Regions from separate parts of the Mus musculus genome. Here region 1 is linked to region 2. A link is a loop called in an ENCODE intact Hi-C map of the cell type or tissue named here. Cell type or tissue: left cerebral cortex. All regions are shown on one strand. Links, peaks and the distances in the headings refer to the core of each region. The heading gives the core; the rest is flanking DNA. Region 1 overlaps Kif16b (kinesin family member 16B). Region 2 overlaps Kif16b (kinesin family member 16B).

Region 1 (8,334 bases), core at 282-8,281, 84 kb before region 2:
AGCTGGTGACTCTGGAGTGACAGGCTTGTAGTCATGGCATGGTACATGTGCAGAGGGAACTAACCAGCTAGAAATAAAATTGGAATGTGAGCACCAGTGCAGCTTTCACAAGGATCTTGGATTTTTGGTCCTTCTTACATTTGCCAACAGTTCCACTGCAATCCAAAGCTTCAGACGGGCCCTTCTACTTCACAGACTGTAAACTAGTAGAATGAAAGAGAGGGTGACAGCACACCAAGATATTTCTAGTGCCTCCAACTTATCACAAGCAAGAACACACATATGACTTCAATGCCCACCACTGCAGTTGTCCTTTTCTTCTTCCTCCTCCTCCTCCTCCTCCTCTTTTTCTTCCTCCTCCTCCCCCTCTTCACCCCCATGGTGCATCATCACAATCTTCATACCCATTGCACCAGCCACCATGTTTGGGTGTTTTATTTATCTCTGTAGCAGCTTCTGTGTTCTGCGCACATGCTCCGTTTCCCTCGGTGTAAGTGCAGAGATGGTGTGGCAGCATTTTGCAGATGCGGGAACTGAGGCAATGACTAGCCACTGAGGACCAAGGGCTGGATGCTGCACTTTAGGCCCATGCTCGTAGCTACTTTAGCCCACCTTGCTAGTGTGTTAATTAAGGGAATGAAAATGCCTGCTGCCTGTACACTGAAGAAAAGTTTCTAGAAACTTCTCAGGCTCTTACTCCCAAGGTGGTTCTATTCCTCTTGAAGACTTTAAAGTTTTAGAGAATTTGAGAAATTTCTTTCATCACAGTTATGCCCTGAATTGACAGACTATTAGAATGATTAGCAGAAATGTTTTCAAGTAGAAAGTATGTTCTCTGAAATTCATAACCTAAAATGTACCTCTCATCAATTAACAAAAAGGAAACAACAAAATCTCATGAATTTGGAAGCTAACTTGGGCAGGTTTTCTGGGAACTCAGCAGAGGTGAGGCACATGTGAAGGATCAGGGAAGATGGAGAATTTAATCAGCCATGCCTGCTGCTTGCATGTAGCTTAAGAGTCTGCCCCGAGAACAGTGGGGTTCAGAGGGTTTATGTGGGGATGGGAATAAGGAGACCGTAAGGAAGGGGTACAGCAGGGACAGCTAGCACAAAGGGTGTGTGAAGACACAAAACACGAATAAATCTCCATGGGAAGCATGTGCCACATCTTTAAAAAAATAAATAAAACTGTAAACAATCAAGATTTGGAAACTTTCTTCGCCACAGAGTAAGTCAGCAATCACAATACATGCCTTCCCTCCAACAGAAACATGTGAGACCATAACCAAATGCAATCTCCCTGCCATGGCCACTGTCTATGTTTCTTTTCTTATTGCTGTGATCCAAAGCTCTGACAAAAGACACTCCTAAATAAATAAATAAATAAATAAAAGCTTTATTATGGCTCACAGTTCCACCGCAAAGAATGAAGATGGCAGGGGCTTGGAGCAGCTGACACATCATGTGCACAGTAAGGGTGACGCAGAGAAGGCTGAAGGCATGCTGCTGCCTCCCTCCATCTCAACAGCGAGCAGGATCCCAGCCAGGAAATGGTGCGGCCCACAGTGGGCAGGTCTTTCTACCTCAAGTAATGTAATTAAAGGCATGCTTAGAGGGCCTCCCGGAATGTTCTAGGTTTGTCATGTAGACAACGCTAGCCACCACAGTCACAAAGACAGGAGTGATAATGAGCTTCTTCAGCATCAGAACACTATAGGGTGAGGACGGTGTGCTTCTAATTTACATGGATGGAATGACACTTCAGAGAAAAAAAGATAGGCAGCAGTGCTTGGATAACCTTGTAATAGTCCTGAATTTATCCCTAAGTAACACTCCTTTATAGGGAAAGACTGGATGCTCAGTGACCGAGGCCTGCTCTGGAAGCCATGCTGAGAGTGAGCCGAGGCTCTACCACTTCCTTACTAGCTGTGGGAACTTTACCCTCTCAAGGCACAATTCCTCACCTGTGAATAAGGAGGACAAAAGAGCTCCCTTCCCAAGCTCCCACAAGGAGTAACTGGCAGGACACAATCGGAAGCACTTAGTAGATAGCAAGTGTTAGAAAGCAGGCCTTGTGGGAGAGCAGTCAATTCCCTAGCACTCTTGAGTAGCAACAGTGGCAGTTGGTGACATTCAGCCCAGTATTTACAAAGTCTAGCTTCAAAACTACAATCCACCCATCTACCCTCCCTCCTCTCTTCCTCCTTCCCTCCCTCCCTCCCTCCTTCCTGGAAACAGAGAACTCATTCCCCTTTCCCTCCACTACCTTATCAGATAACTTAGCTCCTTGCTGTTTTAAGGACTGGAGAAGAAGTGTCCAGAACTCTACTGCTTAAAGGCAAGGTTTATCTTTGTACACACCAAACTGGTTCCAGCTTGGTCAGGAAGGCAGCAATGGAAAGACTCACTCAAGTTAGAAATATTTTTAAGATTCTACGTTTCTTTGTGAAGAAAAGTTCCAGGAAGCATCTGAATGTGTATGTGAATCATTTACAGGGGGAAATTATGTAAAACGGGCTCTAATTATGAACACGTGTTGCCAGGCAAAGTTGTTTGGATGGAGGCATTATAGCTTTATCACTTAGGTTCCTGGAGTCAAGCTGATATTCCATCACTTAACATCTTTTCCTATGCCTATATTTTCTGATGCAGTATGTTACATGCTACAGTCCTAGTCTCCAAGCACAAGGCACACAACTAATCTTTCCAATGTATGGAATCCACCTCTGAAACAGCTCTCATCATGGCTTTTCATTCCTATCCAGCATTTTATGAAGTCATTATTTTAAAAGACAACTTTTATAACTTGGAAAACTGCTATACACAATAAAACTCACTAAAAATCACCATCTATATAGCTGTATCAAAGTTATTGCAATTATAAAACTGTATTTTTGAATTTTAATAATATTAACTCATTTTAAGCCATTATTATAGATATCAGATGTAATACAGATATTATAGATATGGGTCTAACTGAAGTTCACTTTTCTTTATGTGTTCGTGTATCTGTGACATCTCCAGATAAATTTTAATAGGGAAACTTAAGCATATGTTCTTAGAGGGATAAAATATGTCATTCTACATAGCACTCAGTACTGGGTCCAGCATGGGAGAAAAATTAAATAAATGTTTGTTGAGTTAAATCATAAGCAGTTAATGGAAAGTAACTCTGATTTTTCATATAAAAATACACTAACTCAAGTAGTGACTTCTGATAGTAGAAGATCAAATGAAAAGTCTCAATATCTACAGGAAATTAATGCACGGATCTTATATTAATTTTCTATTAAAGTGAAGGTGAATTATACTTGCTTCTTGAAGAGAAGATAACACTCTAAGATTTACCATTCAGTTTTAGGTGAAACACATTTATCTTCTAACACAAGTGCCTATTTCCCCAAGATAGGAGACACACTCTGTAAAAGCACCAGTACTGAACAGTCCCAGGCAACCAAAGGAACGCATGTTATATATGCAGTCCTGTGGTCAGGGTAAGTGTCTACAAAGACACATGTGTTAAAGACTTAGCTTCTACTTTGGCGTTCCTGGTAGGTAGAGTCTGTGAAAGTGGAACCTAGTGAGCACAAGTAGGGTGACTGAGGACATAACCTTCAAGTGGATGTTGGGATCTTGATCACTTTGAGATGGCAAAATCATGTCAGAATGTCAAAAGATTACACACCCCTCGCTAGGAGACACTGAAGGAACAAATGTGGACTACAAGAGAAAACACCACGCAACACAAGAAACACAAAACACAAGAGTGAGTCTTGTGCACTTGGAATAGAAAGCAAACACCTCCAAGTTCTGTTCCTGAACTGAGCCATCTGTGTGGGAGTGCTGGCCTCGTGTGAATGCCATCACGTCTGGGAAGCTGGAAATGGCAATAGCCATAACAGGCAATAATCAAATTTTAAAACAAGTTTGCAACTCACCATTCTCCATGTTTTCATTAAAGATGAGGCTACTTAGTCAAGGCAGTTAAAGTTCAGAGAAAAAAAAATTCATTACTCCTATAAGTGTTATTTAAGTTTGTTTGTTTGTTTGAATCTTATAAGCACTTAACATAAGCACTGTAAAACCAGGCAGACTCACAAAAATAACCTCGTCCTTGAAGGCTAATTCTTCTCATGAGTCTATGCTTCACAGGGTAAGTTTGGGAGTCCCTCACAGTCCTGCTAGAGCCCAGTCGTTCTGGTCTCAGGACTTCTTCAAATGTGTAGCTGCAGTGCATCTGCAGATTCCGGAAGCATGGCTCCTCACTGAAATGTGCCTTCTCTTAGAACAACTCACTGCTTCATTTCTCCATGTCTCCCCTTGGCTCTCATAGGACCCTTCTAGATAGAGCAGCTTAAGGCAATTCCCTACATTTTGGTTCACTGACACCAAGTGAAGCCCACAGGCAGCCATGTTCAACTTGGCAGTCCAGAGGAACAATACCATCCCCAAACTTTTACATTTCAAGTCACCCATTAGAACGGTCTGTTCTGATAGGATTATATTATAATAAGTCATGTGACTATTCCCAACAAAGTCACAACAAAGGGAGCTTTGAGGGTATCCTGGAGTTACTCTGGTAAAAGCAGTCAGATTTTAACAAAATATAATCAACTGTATACTGGTGAAGCCACAAACTGAAGACAACAGTCAGCTATGGGTATTGGCACAAGGCAGTCACAAAAACAGGTTGTGTTAAACTGGGATCTATGTGTAGCTAGCTTGGCAGATAAAGTTAAAATAAATACAAAGACTCTGAACTAGGACTAAAATAGGTCCGAAACTTCTCCCTCCCAAAGCTCTTGAAAAAGCAACAATGACGACATACTGTAAGTTTGGTTAATTAATTCCAAGTTTTCTTCAGCAAGCTCTGTGCTCTCATCCTACATTGCATGCCATCTGGCTGAGGGGAGAATGTAGCGCTCGCTCACACACTGTGTCCTAACTCTCAGAACAAGGGTGTCTTCTTCAAAATCAGAAAGATGCTAGCCAAACCAGAGGGGGCTAAGGACCTGATTTGAAATCAAGTCATACCACCACCCCGCTGCCATCTCCTGCATTAACGAAGCAGCTCTTCACAGTTGCCAATAAAGACAAAGGGCCTAACAGGAGCTGCTCTTGCCAATCATTCAGATGGTGGATTTTTCTACACAGGGAGGTGAAAAGCTTGCTCTCTTACCTCTAAGTGTGTCCGCCGCTCAGCAACTACCCGCTCGTCTTTGTTTCCAAACAGCTTCTTTGGGGGGAATTCAAGAGCAGCGAGCTGGAATGCAGATTTCACGAGATATATTAAGGCCATACCAATGAACTTTTGCCTATTTTTAATTAAACTTTTATTTAGTATCCCTATTATGGAGTGAAGAGAGAAGCTTAAAATTTAAAGGTGGTAGGTCTTTCCCTGGGCTGCCATCAACATTGAAGAGATTAGGCAATTTTGGATTAGATTCCTCAGTATCAAGTGAGAAAACGTGTGTGCGTGTATGTGTGTATGTGTGTGTGTGTGTGTGTGTGTGTGATTTTGAACAATACATTCTAAATATCAGATTCCATGTCATGTAGCATTTTCCATAAAACAGACAAGCCCTAAATGACACTAGCCCGGGTGCCTGTGGGATGCAGCTGAGGCCTAACCCACTAGTGAGTGTGTATATGTGTTACTTTTGCTTTTCTGAAATCGTGTCTTACCCTAAAGCTTACGCTGGCCTACAGTTAAGTATACAGTTCAGGCTGCTCTTGAACTCAAGTGATCCTCTAACGCAGCCTCGTGGGGGAACGGGGCAATTTTTGTCAGGAGCCCTCATACTATTTATTTATTTATTTATATTTTGATTCTGCTATGTAATGTAAGCACTAAGCCCATACAATTATTACTTTTCAATGGAGATGAGAATTTGAAAACTATCTATAAACTGCTTCATCACTTTGTAAACTATTTCTTAGACAATTACTAAGGTCCACTAAAAAGTCCACATGATTTTCTTTTAGGTTAGTGTACATGAAGATTAGCAAGGGAAAGGGGGCCTCTCATTAAATCCATCACACTTCCTACAAAATGAAGGTTTGCAATTAGTTCTCTAGCTGTGTCTTAAAAGCCCATAGTCATCTTTTTTAATCTTCTTCTTCTTGAAGGCATACAGATCATAATAAGGTAAGTCTTATATTATATGGCCAGGCTAGGAAGGACTGTATAATCTGGTGAGACCCTGACAAGCCAGGCTTGCCTTGAAAGAATAGATGCTAAGCTGCAGTAATTGCTGCTGTGGGTAGAATTCACTGTTTTCTTATTTCTTACCTTTGGTGGATAAATTGAAGTCAATGAAGCATTATTGAGAAAAAAAATGAATATTTCTTCAACAAAGTAGGGCACAATAGGCCACAAAACTCCAATTTATACCTGTGCAAATCACTACAATGATTTAAATTTATATTGCTACAGCTGAAGCTTAAAAATATTAAAAACTAGCTTCTGTGTATTTAAGATGTTACAAACACCATAAGATATGCTAGAAATACCAGAAAGTGCAATGTATAAAAGAAAAACTTGATTACTGTTCAAACTGGGCATACTGCAGCCAGCACCTGATTCTAGAAATGAACAATGCTGTGCCAGGAAGTAGTCTTTGCAGTTCCTTCTTCCCACTTAGGTGGAAAAGCAGTAGCCCAACTTTTCTAATAGCAAGCTATGGCTCTGTTTTCATGTTGTGTGGGAGGTCCTGACACTGACTCTCATGCAAATGGACAAGGTTCTTCCACTGAGTTGTGAGTCAGTCCTGTCTTCACCTGTAACATTTTGTGATAGGAACGCATTATGTTTTGGAGGCTAGTGTTGAACCTCTAATCCTCTGGCTTCTCCCCTCTGACTGGACCTACAGGCTTGCAACGCTAGTAGAGTTTCGTTCTATTTACAAACTTAGTGCAAAAGGCACCATACAAGGTTTTTGAGTCTACATCGTTTTGTTGTGCACTGTGCTTAGAAGATCTATTGACAGTTGCATGTCGGGATGGTTTGCAGACCCTGTTGGTGCTCAGTATTTTGTTATGCCAACTTCCTACAACTTGTTCACCTAACTTTTTTTGTCTTTGTTGTTGCTTGCTTTTGTTTTGTTTTTGTTTGGTTTTTCCTGTTGCAGTTCTTGAGCTCTTTGTTAGTTTCTGCTTTGGAGATTTTGTGAACTGTGCTGGTAGGACTATTTCCCCCTAGGTCTACTAACGGACAAATCCATGTACTTTTGTTTGTCCTACTGTTAGAAGAGAAGAAATGCTGGGTCACATGGTATGCTATGCGCTCAGCTAAATTTAAGTAAAACTACTGGGCAGGCTGTGAAGGAGGTTTTACTAACTGACTCTCTTGTTATTTTAAGTGGCCATTCAACTAGTTTACCCCTTAATTTTTTTTTAAATTAAATTATAATTATATAATTTCTCCCTCCCCTTTCTTCCCACAACCCTTGCTACATACCACCTTTGCTCAAAAACTCATGGCCACTATTTAAGTGTTGTCATGTATGTACATACATATGTGTGGATGCATGTATGCACATGCATGTGCATCTACAACACAGCTCCTGAACCTAAGGCTTATCTAGGACCATATCTGGAGAGGAATTAGAAAGATTGTAAGAGCCAGAGGAACAGGAACTTTGCTATGAGATTTTATCTTCCAGAAATGTCAAAGATGCTATGCCCATAGTCTCATTAATATGGCTGCCTTAGCAAGGCCTAAGTAAGGCCCAAGCAAGGCACCACCAGAAACCTGCTAATGTGAAGGCTCATGAGGCCTCAGCCCTAAACAAGGAACTACAGGCAACTAAGGAATGCTGAGAGTTGAAGAAATAGTTTTGCCCAGGGGAGAGTCCAATACCAAGTGGTGTTATCCAGTACCAAGTGGCTAATCCTGAAATTATATACATTTTGCCTTTTTAGAATAAAGATATTGTGTTTTCTTTAGAGATTCTTTCTTCCCTTAATATTGGTGCCACTGATGACTTTATCATTCCCTTCCAAAGCTAACTGTCAAGAGGGTGGATAGTTCCACATATACGGTCTGTAGGCCAGGGCAGAGAATTTTTGGGGTGGAGGATTGTTTTTTCCCTTTGCCACAAATTCTCTGATTTGTTTCTGTCATTTAACTTTGAAAGTGCCTCAGGGCAGAGTGAAAGGCTAGAGGCAACAAGATGAGAGAGGTACAATTTGAGACGGGTTGCCTTTTAACTAGCTAACTAGCTGGACTTCCTTCCACCCAAATATTCTCTCTTGGGAAACACTAAGGACAATGGTATTGAACTTGACAAGCTTCTATGAAGCTTTAGCAAGGAATGTTGAATGGAAGGAA
Region 2 (8,334 bases), core at 233-8,232:
GAGCTGGGCAGTAGCTGTTCAAGGTTAGAATTTATGGTCCATGATCAAAGGAGATGAAAGGCCCTGTCAAGAAACAAGTCATGCACTGGCAGAGCCTCTCAGGAGACAGCTATAACAGGCTTCTGTCAGCAAGTACTTGTTGGCATCCACAATAGAGTCTGGGTTTGGTGACTGTATATGGGATGGATCCCCAGGTGGGGCAGTCTCTGGATGGTCATTCCTTCAGTCTCTACTCCATACTTTGTCTCTGTAACTCCTTCCATGGTGTTTTGTTCCTGCCTTCTAAGATAGGACATAGGACTAACTGAGGACCCAGCAATACCACTCCTGGGCATATACCTAGAAGATGCTCCACATGCTGCACTGTGTTCATAGCAGCCTTATTTATAATAGCCAGAAGCTGGAAAGAAGCCAGATGCCCCTCAACAGAGGAATGGATACAGAAAATGTGGTACATTTACACAATAGAATACTACACAGCTATTAAAAACAAATGAATTCATGAAATTGGTAGACAAAGGGATGGATCTGGAGTATATCACCCTGAGTGAGGTAACCCAATCACAAAAGAACACACATGGTAAGCACTCACTGATAAGTGGATAGTAGCTCAAAAGCTCGGGATACCCAAGATACAATTCACAAACCACATAAAACTCAAGAAGAAGGAAGACCATAGTGTGGATACTTCTATCCATCTTAGAAGGGGGGAACAAAACACCCATGGAAAGAGTTACAAAGTGTGAAGTAGAGACCGAAGAAATGACCACTAGAGACTGAATCACCTGGGGAGCCATCCCATTTACAATCCCCACACCCAGACACTACTGTGGATGCCAACAAGTGCTTGCTGACAGTAGCCTGATATAGCTATCTCCTGAGAGGCTCTGCCAGTACCTCACAAACGCAGAGGTGGATGCTCACAGCCATCCATTGGACTGAGCATAGGGTTCCCAATGAAGGAGCTAGAGAAATGACCCAAGGAGCTAAAGGGGTTTGCAGCCCCATAGGAGGAACAACAATATGAACTAGTCATACCCCCAGAGCTCCGAGGGACTAAACCACCAACCAAAGAGCACACATGGTGGGACTCATGGCTCCAGATGCATATGCAGCAGAGGATGGCCTAGTTGGACATCAATGGGAGGAGAGGCCCTTTGTCCTATGAAGGCTGTATGCCCCAGTGTGGGGGAATGCCAGGGCCACAAAGTGGGAGTGGGTGGGTTGCTGAGCAGGGGGAGGGGATATGTGGAGAGTGTTTTTTGGAGGGGGAACCAGAAAAGGGGATACCATTTGAAATGTAAATAAAGAAAATATCCAATTAAAGAAAAAAAGAAAGAAAGAAATGGCTCACTTGTTCACCAGGGCTTCACAGTGTATCAAGAACAAGCCAGCCCACAAGCCATTCTACAGTAACACAGGAAAGTCAACTTGTTCTTGGAATCAGCAGTTCATCTTTCCATCTCCTTTGAAGACAAAAAGCTCATGGGTCTATCACTTCAAGTGGCTCACAGTGGAATGATAGTCAAGGATATGAAAACCAGCAAAAACCAGCAAAGTCAGTAATTAACACCAATTTCAGCTAACAGAGGAAAAGACCCACTTCCTTTAGTTTCCTTCACTGCAAGTTCCTAAAGACTATGTATCTTAACAAGCTACTTAAGACAATCTATGACCATCATAAAGTTAGTAAATGACCCATAAACAGTGAAACAACTGAGACTGAAGTTGGAAAAGAAACCTGCACCTCAGCAAACTTAACTAGACAAAGCCCAGCAAGGCTCAATACAAAGAACCAACAAACACAAACACTAAATAACTCTCCACTATATATGCATAGGCTAACTACCAAATTACCAGTAGCATAAGTATTGTCAACAACACGCATAAAGCTCACATGTACAAGGTCAGCAAGAAAAACAGAAGCCACTTATAGGGTAAAAGAAAGTGAAGTGAAAGAGACAATAAAGGAGGGCACAGTGCTCCCAAGGGAAGCGGATCTCTCTTATAACATGTGGCAGGGAGCACAGCCTCATCTGAAGGTGACAATTTCATCAGGAGTCCCTCCAGTTGCAAGTAGACTCTATTACATGAGGCTGCACCATATTAAAGAGGGAGAGTGAAGTCCTCTGGGTTCCAACTCATCATCAGGTGTCCTTAAGTTCTACAAATTGCTGAGGATTTATCTGACAAACTGTGTCCTGTGTCGGTTTCACCTACAGTGAAGCTAAGGCTCAGAGAAATGGCAGCTCTTACCCTGATGCTAGAGACCTCTCACTTTCTAGTGCAATGCCCATGACCTTCTTGTTACTGAAGAAAGGGAGGTGAGAGGTCAACAGGAAGAAAGAAATGGGCCTTTAAAAAGGGGGGTGAAGGGACACACATCATGTGAGACAGAAAAGGGAGGGGGAACTATTGGAAGTGGGAGGGTGGAGGCAGAGAACTGCATCTGAAATGAGAATGTTTGACAGTCTTCTTGTTATTATAGCCTCCATCTGTATTTACCCAGCTTTTAACATTGTGTTAGAAAGCAGCCATTAACAAGAGCCAGGAAAGGAAGGACAATACATGGAGAAGGAACCACTTTCTTGTTATGTAATGGCTATTAGCTGGTAAGAACTCTTCACATTGGCAACTCTCACTGTTTACATCCAATCTTAAAACTGTTTCTTCAGATTTGAGTTTCTTCTGGATTTATTTTCTAGAACTCCATTCCTACAAGCAACCAGAAGACAGCAAGAATGTGGGAACTGCCCTCACTTCAGCGTTCCAGTTCACGGAGAAACTCAGCTACAGTCATACACAGTTGGGTCCTAGGTAACAACCAAGACACTGGGGAAAGGCACCCGTTTCTACATGGTTGTAGGCAGGAACCCTGGCTTCTGCTTACTGGCAGTACAGCCTGGAACTGCATCCCAGAAGCTGAACTCACAAGGATATATATTCAAGAACTCAAGACCATTTCTCAAAATTGTTTACAAGAAAAAGAAACTTACACAGTATTAGTGGAAGGTGATCAAATAAATAATTTATTAATGTGCAATCAGGGACCTTCAAATTCTTCTCTCTGAACTAGAAATGCCAGCACTACATTTTTCTGCCTCAAGGAAGTTACTATGGAGAACACCAGAATTAGCCACAAATTTCTTCAGGCTAATGGCATATGATAGCCAGAAACTAAACAATAAAACATAAATCAATAGAAGATAAGTCCAGTTAGACATGGAATATCTACAATAGAAAATTACGTGGTTATTAAAAGAGTATAAAAAAGCTTTGAAAGAAAAATATTTTTAAAAACCCTTATGAATCTAGTATGAGCCTTTCTTGGCAAACATAGTAAATGACAGACATTTGATAAGAAGATATTGAGGGAAAATGGTTGGTCCATTACTGCCCAGAAGGCTGGGGATGGAAGGCAGCAGCTGTGGGCTCTGGCAGCAAGAGCGACAGGTTATTGGCTACACCTTAGGAGTAGAACAGGGCAAAGGGTCCAGTCCAGAGTCTCAAGCCCCATCTCCTAGAGACCAACAGCATAGATTACACAGCATCCCGAATAGGGCTACTGCGTGGGACCAACTCCCCTGACATATGTCTGTGTGGGGAAACTTCACACTGAAACAGTGAGGAAGACGGAGAGAAAGGCTCACTGATAGGGGAGCAACTCGAGCAAGGCAGAGGACATGGCCACATGCCAGCTCTGCAGCAATTTTTCTACCTGTTTGTGATTTGAACCTCAGTGATAAAGTTGACCACCTTTCTTCTATCTTCTTCCCCAGATGATGGATAGCTTCAGGTCATCACAGAGTCAGGGGCCTTCCATAGTCACCAAGGGGTGCTATGGCCTTAGTGAAAATCCTGAGGTGGCTTACCAAACCCAGCCCTGACGCTGGCTTCTGACATTTGTAGGTCTAGCTTGGATTGAAACGGAGTTGCTTCTTTTTAGAATTTAATTATTCAAATTTATACATTTAAATGGGCTCGCCACTGTGCAGTACTTAGAGGAGGCTAATGTGCCAGCAAAATTTTCTTTTATTTTCAATACTGAAATGAACTTGGAAGGTATCTAATTTTGCTTCAAGCACTTTCACGAAGCTGTGAATGTTTCCGCCTCCTGCCAAACTAGCTGCCTGTTTTCAGTCTCCAGTGAGGTGGAGGAGGCTGAGCAGTCAGCTTGCTTTCTTCTTAAAGACACTGTGCCAGTGAGAGGGAATGTTCCCCTGCAGGGAAATTATCTGCTGGCAAAGACCCTAGCTGGGCAGTTCTCCAAAGTAGAGCTAACTCCCCAAGGAAGCCACCAGGCTGCTTTGCCCCATCCAAAAAGTCTCTGGCATTAAGAAGCAATGTGTGTACAAACCAGTTTCCAGAGAAGCTCGAGATGCAGGCCAGCAGCAGGTTCCAAAACTGGAATAGAAAATGTGTCCAACTTGATGTGCCCAGCCAGACAAAGGAGGCCGTTCATGATATAAAGACTTGATGTTTAAAAATATCAAGAGCCCACTAAATTCAGAGTACGGTTCTGTAGTTGCTATTTGTTTTTAGATATAGGGTACTTGAAAGATTAGTAGGTTGCCTGCTGAACAAAAAGAAAGAGAAAAAGAGGAAAGAATGGGAGGGAGGGAGGGAGAACCTGCTGCTTTGAAGACACGTTGAGTCTCACCAGATATGATGATTAGCAAAACAGCCACAACTGTTAAGATAGATTGGCTCTGGGAAAAGTACTAAGCAGAAATTTTTTTAACTACTATAAAACTCAGTCTTATTACTGCAATCTTCTAGACAAGAGATACATTGGTCTGTGATCCTTAGACACCAGCCGAGAAGGAAGCACTCACTAGGAGCGAAGGAGACAAGCAGGAGTACAGTAGCCATGGGTCATGCCCAGCACAGGCTTCTCGGGCCTGCTGATAGACTGACTCATCCAGAGCCTGGCTGCAGCCCCAGATCTGTAGATCTGCAGAGTTACTTCCTATGTGCAAGACTTGAAACTGAGTAAGGAATGGAGGGCTCTTGCTTTCAAGAAGCCCACATCAGGAAAATGCCCGGGCATGAGATTACATTGGAAAGAGAAGACATACACAGAATGTCTGCCCAAGGAAAAAAAGCAACAAATCAACTCAAACTGGAGATGGAGAGAAGCCTCCTGAGAATGTAATTCCTGGACTAAGCTTAGAAGAGAACTAAGCAGAGGAAGTGGACAGAGGGCTTCGCAGAAGCTTGTGTAGGTGTGGGGGGAAATTTATACATTAGCCAAGGATGAAGTTCAGGCTGGAAAGGGAGAGATCACATTGGAGAACAGTGTCAATGACACTGATAGTGCTTGGAGGTCACTTTGTGGAAGCCAAACGGACCAGGACCAAGGCTAGGAAGAAGACATTCCCAAGAAGGGCGCAGGGAACATAACGCAGAGTATCCTCAGTCCTTCCCTCTTCCTTTGAGGAGGCAGGAACTACAGAGTCATTCCAGGGTAATCCTAGGATGGTTTGTGTAAGACAATGCTATTGTTCTGTGATTGTGGTCAGACTTTACAACCATCTTCCACACATACTAAATCATACCCCAAGGTGACCAAGTCTCTGTCTATCCTTCCTTACCATACATGCCCAGCATAAGAGACACGAGGGACTCAGACACTACACACACGAATGAGTGAAAGCTGGCCAGCTGGAATCAGCCATTCTTTCAACTGGGAGAAGTGCCTCCATCCCATAGGCAGGGCTGAGTACTTCCTACAGGCCACACAGACACTCCCAAGCTTTCCCTATAGCAAGTCGGAGAGCTGAAAGAAGATGAAAACCAGCCAGTTATAGCAGTTCAAGCCCCAGTTACTCAAAGTTGTTCTTATCCTCACTGCCTTTGACTACCTGACCCTACTCCTATGTTTGTATTTCAGACAAATTACATCCAAGCAAAGATCTAAGCCTGAGATTGGAAATCAACATATTTTGCTTCATTAAATCCACAGACAGTAAAACTCCCAGGACCCAAAGTTGGCTTGTTTTCTGCCCACTCTTCTTCTAGGTTCATTCCACCACTACCTCATTCCAAGCTCTGCTTCCAACAACCTTACAGCAGCTTCCCAAGCTTATCAGTTCTCACTCTTCAGAGTGACTCCTTCCCGTGCAAACATGAGCACACCTTCCTTAGCCATGAACACTTTCTGGACACAGTGCTGGTTGGGTGTTAACGTGTGAAATGAGCTGCCTGTAATCCCTGGGGATCCCATCCACAGTAGGGGGGCACCCATCACCTGCTTACAATACTTACAGGGTGCCAAGGGATTCTTTCCTCCTCTACTTCTAAACTTTCTTTTTTTTCACAATTGGATAGTCAGAGGGGACAAGACAGAGTGTTGGAGAACCATAGTGAGATAGCTCTTGGATGGACTAGGATGGCACAGCCTCTGGAAACCACCCTCACTGTTGTAAGAATGTGAGGTGGGCAGAGCCACAATGGAACACAGTCTGGTGATTTACTGAAACATTAAAAACAGAACTGCCAGATGATCCAGGAATCCAACTCTAGGCTTGGACTCAGAAGAGCTGATATCAAAGACTCAAGCAGACATCTGTACGCTCCTGCCCAATAGCTAGCAATAGACACAACCATTGGCAGATGTCCATTAACAGATGACTGGACAAACAAAATGTGGACCCACATACATAGGAATATTACTCAGCCGGAAAACAAGGCATTCTAACAAAACCAGTAAAGACTGCATGACATCAGCTAAGTGAAATAAACCAATCAGGAATGGGAAAATGCTCTAACCCCACATGTGTGAAATGTCTAAAGAAGTAAAAGTCATGGAAACAAACAAACAAACAAACAACAATAAAAATGATAATGATAAAAGCACAAAAGTATTGCTTCAAGAACACAGCACTGCCTCTTGTAAGAATGTTCTATAGATCACCTGCACGGTAACGTCAATGCACTTCATTATACTGTGTACTGAAAATTATTATGATTGTAAGACATTATAGTAAGTCTCCTTTACTACAACTACAAATGAAAGTTGTTACTAAACATGTAAGTAGTTACCACACATTAGTACATAAACAATAGTTATTGTTTGTATACTGGAATATATATTTTAAACATATATTCTGGATAAGTTGTTTTGCTTTGAGACATGAAATAATATAGCCCAGACTAGCTTTGTACTTACTACATAGCCGAGGCTGGCCCTGAACTCTCAATCATCCCGCATTCATCTCCCAGGGCTGAGATTGTAGGCATGCACTGTCTACCAGGCTCTGAAGAAGCTTTTAAAAAAGGCTTATCACAATTTATAAAAGTAATCTAAAACACAACACTATGTTACTTCCTTTAGGAAGCTGAGCTGCAACCTACATCCCTAAGTTCATTCTGCCAAACACAGAAATGCAAGCCCCAAAGGACAACTCTGTGAGATCATCAAAACAAACTGAGTGCTAGTTCCTGCTGACTCCTTTATCTTGTCCACACCCTCAGCATGACTCCCTCTACCCAGCAATCTTCTGGGATGCTCTCAGTTTCCAGCAGTGGACCTCTTCACCAGGTCTCCTTCTGCAAACATGTCAGGGACCAGCAAGGATGCAGCTCGTCTGAAATCAGAGAGTGCATTCCCTGGTGCAAAGTCACACAAGTGACTGTGAGCCTTTGGAAGGTGGATGATGAGGACTAGATTTTCAGTTAGCACTTTTTGCCTCTCTCTTCTCTAGGCAAGCCCTTCTTATAGGCTGGGAACATCTTTATGACCTCAACTACAGAAGAGAAGTCTCCAATCACAGGCTTCTGAATGGCTCTACTTAAGACTCCTTATAATCCTGCTGACCTCTGGATGATAAGAACTCTAGTCAGTCAGTGCAGGGCGTGTGCTTCTACACCATTGAGAATGAGCTAAACTACACAAACGACTGGGGTCAATGAAAAGAAATAATACTGGGTCTCCAAAAAGAAGACGAATGGCTCTCATGAATCAGACTTAAATAGATCCTAACAGACTGGCTGCAGGTGACGTCAACCTGCAGATTACAACTGGAAGCCACACGTTCTCTATGTCACCCAACATATTAGAACATGGCTACCCAAAAGGGGCATGGCACCAGATCAAAAGCCCTTCCTAGGTACATCATGTCACATCATTCCTTTCCCAAGAGATCCCCAGAGAAGGCTGCAGACACAGCTGCCCTCAGATTTGAACTGCGCGCTGGCTTGTGCTCTTTTGAAATGCATTTGCATGACAAGGCCCTTTTCTCAGGCTCTGCACAGAGCTCCAAATCTGGTACTTTAGCAGGCTGTCAGCATAAGCCAGACCCTCACAAGTACCCATTGCTTGGAGGAGCAGCA

What was found. Hi-C counts contacts between places; a loop is a spot of excess contacts. Peaks named below come from ENCODE experiments on the same cell type or tissue, not always from the same donor. Only the 100,000 strongest peaks of a DNase experiment are listed, where the experiment ranks them.
Region 1: it touches region 2 in a loop (5-fold over the local background); 3 of 42 quality-filtered maps call a loop at or near these places.

What each region holds. Positions count from the first base shown.
Region 1 is chr2:142,643,247-142,651,580 of GRCm38, forward strand. Kif16b (kinesin family member 16B) reads right to left here. Exons shown (of 26, transcript NM_001081133.2): 25 at 5,182-5,265. Among named protein-coding and RNA genes, the nearest start is that of Kif16b, 250 kb to the right of the region's middle. In left cerebral cortex, for the core only: no CTCF peak of the experiment used is centred there; DNase peaks (open chromatin) are centred at 3,835, 4,374, 4,877 and 5,643; H3K27ac peaks cover 2,175 bases.
Region 2 is chr2:142,727,668-142,736,001 of GRCm38, forward strand. The region is part of intron 17 of Kif16b (kinesin family member 16B); the gene reads right to left. Among named protein-coding and RNA genes, the nearest start is that of Kif16b, 170 kb to the right of the region's middle. In left cerebral cortex, for the core only: no CTCF peak of the experiment used is centred there; DNase peaks (open chromatin) are centred at 3,665, 4,219 and 4,891; H3K27ac peaks cover 2,857 bases.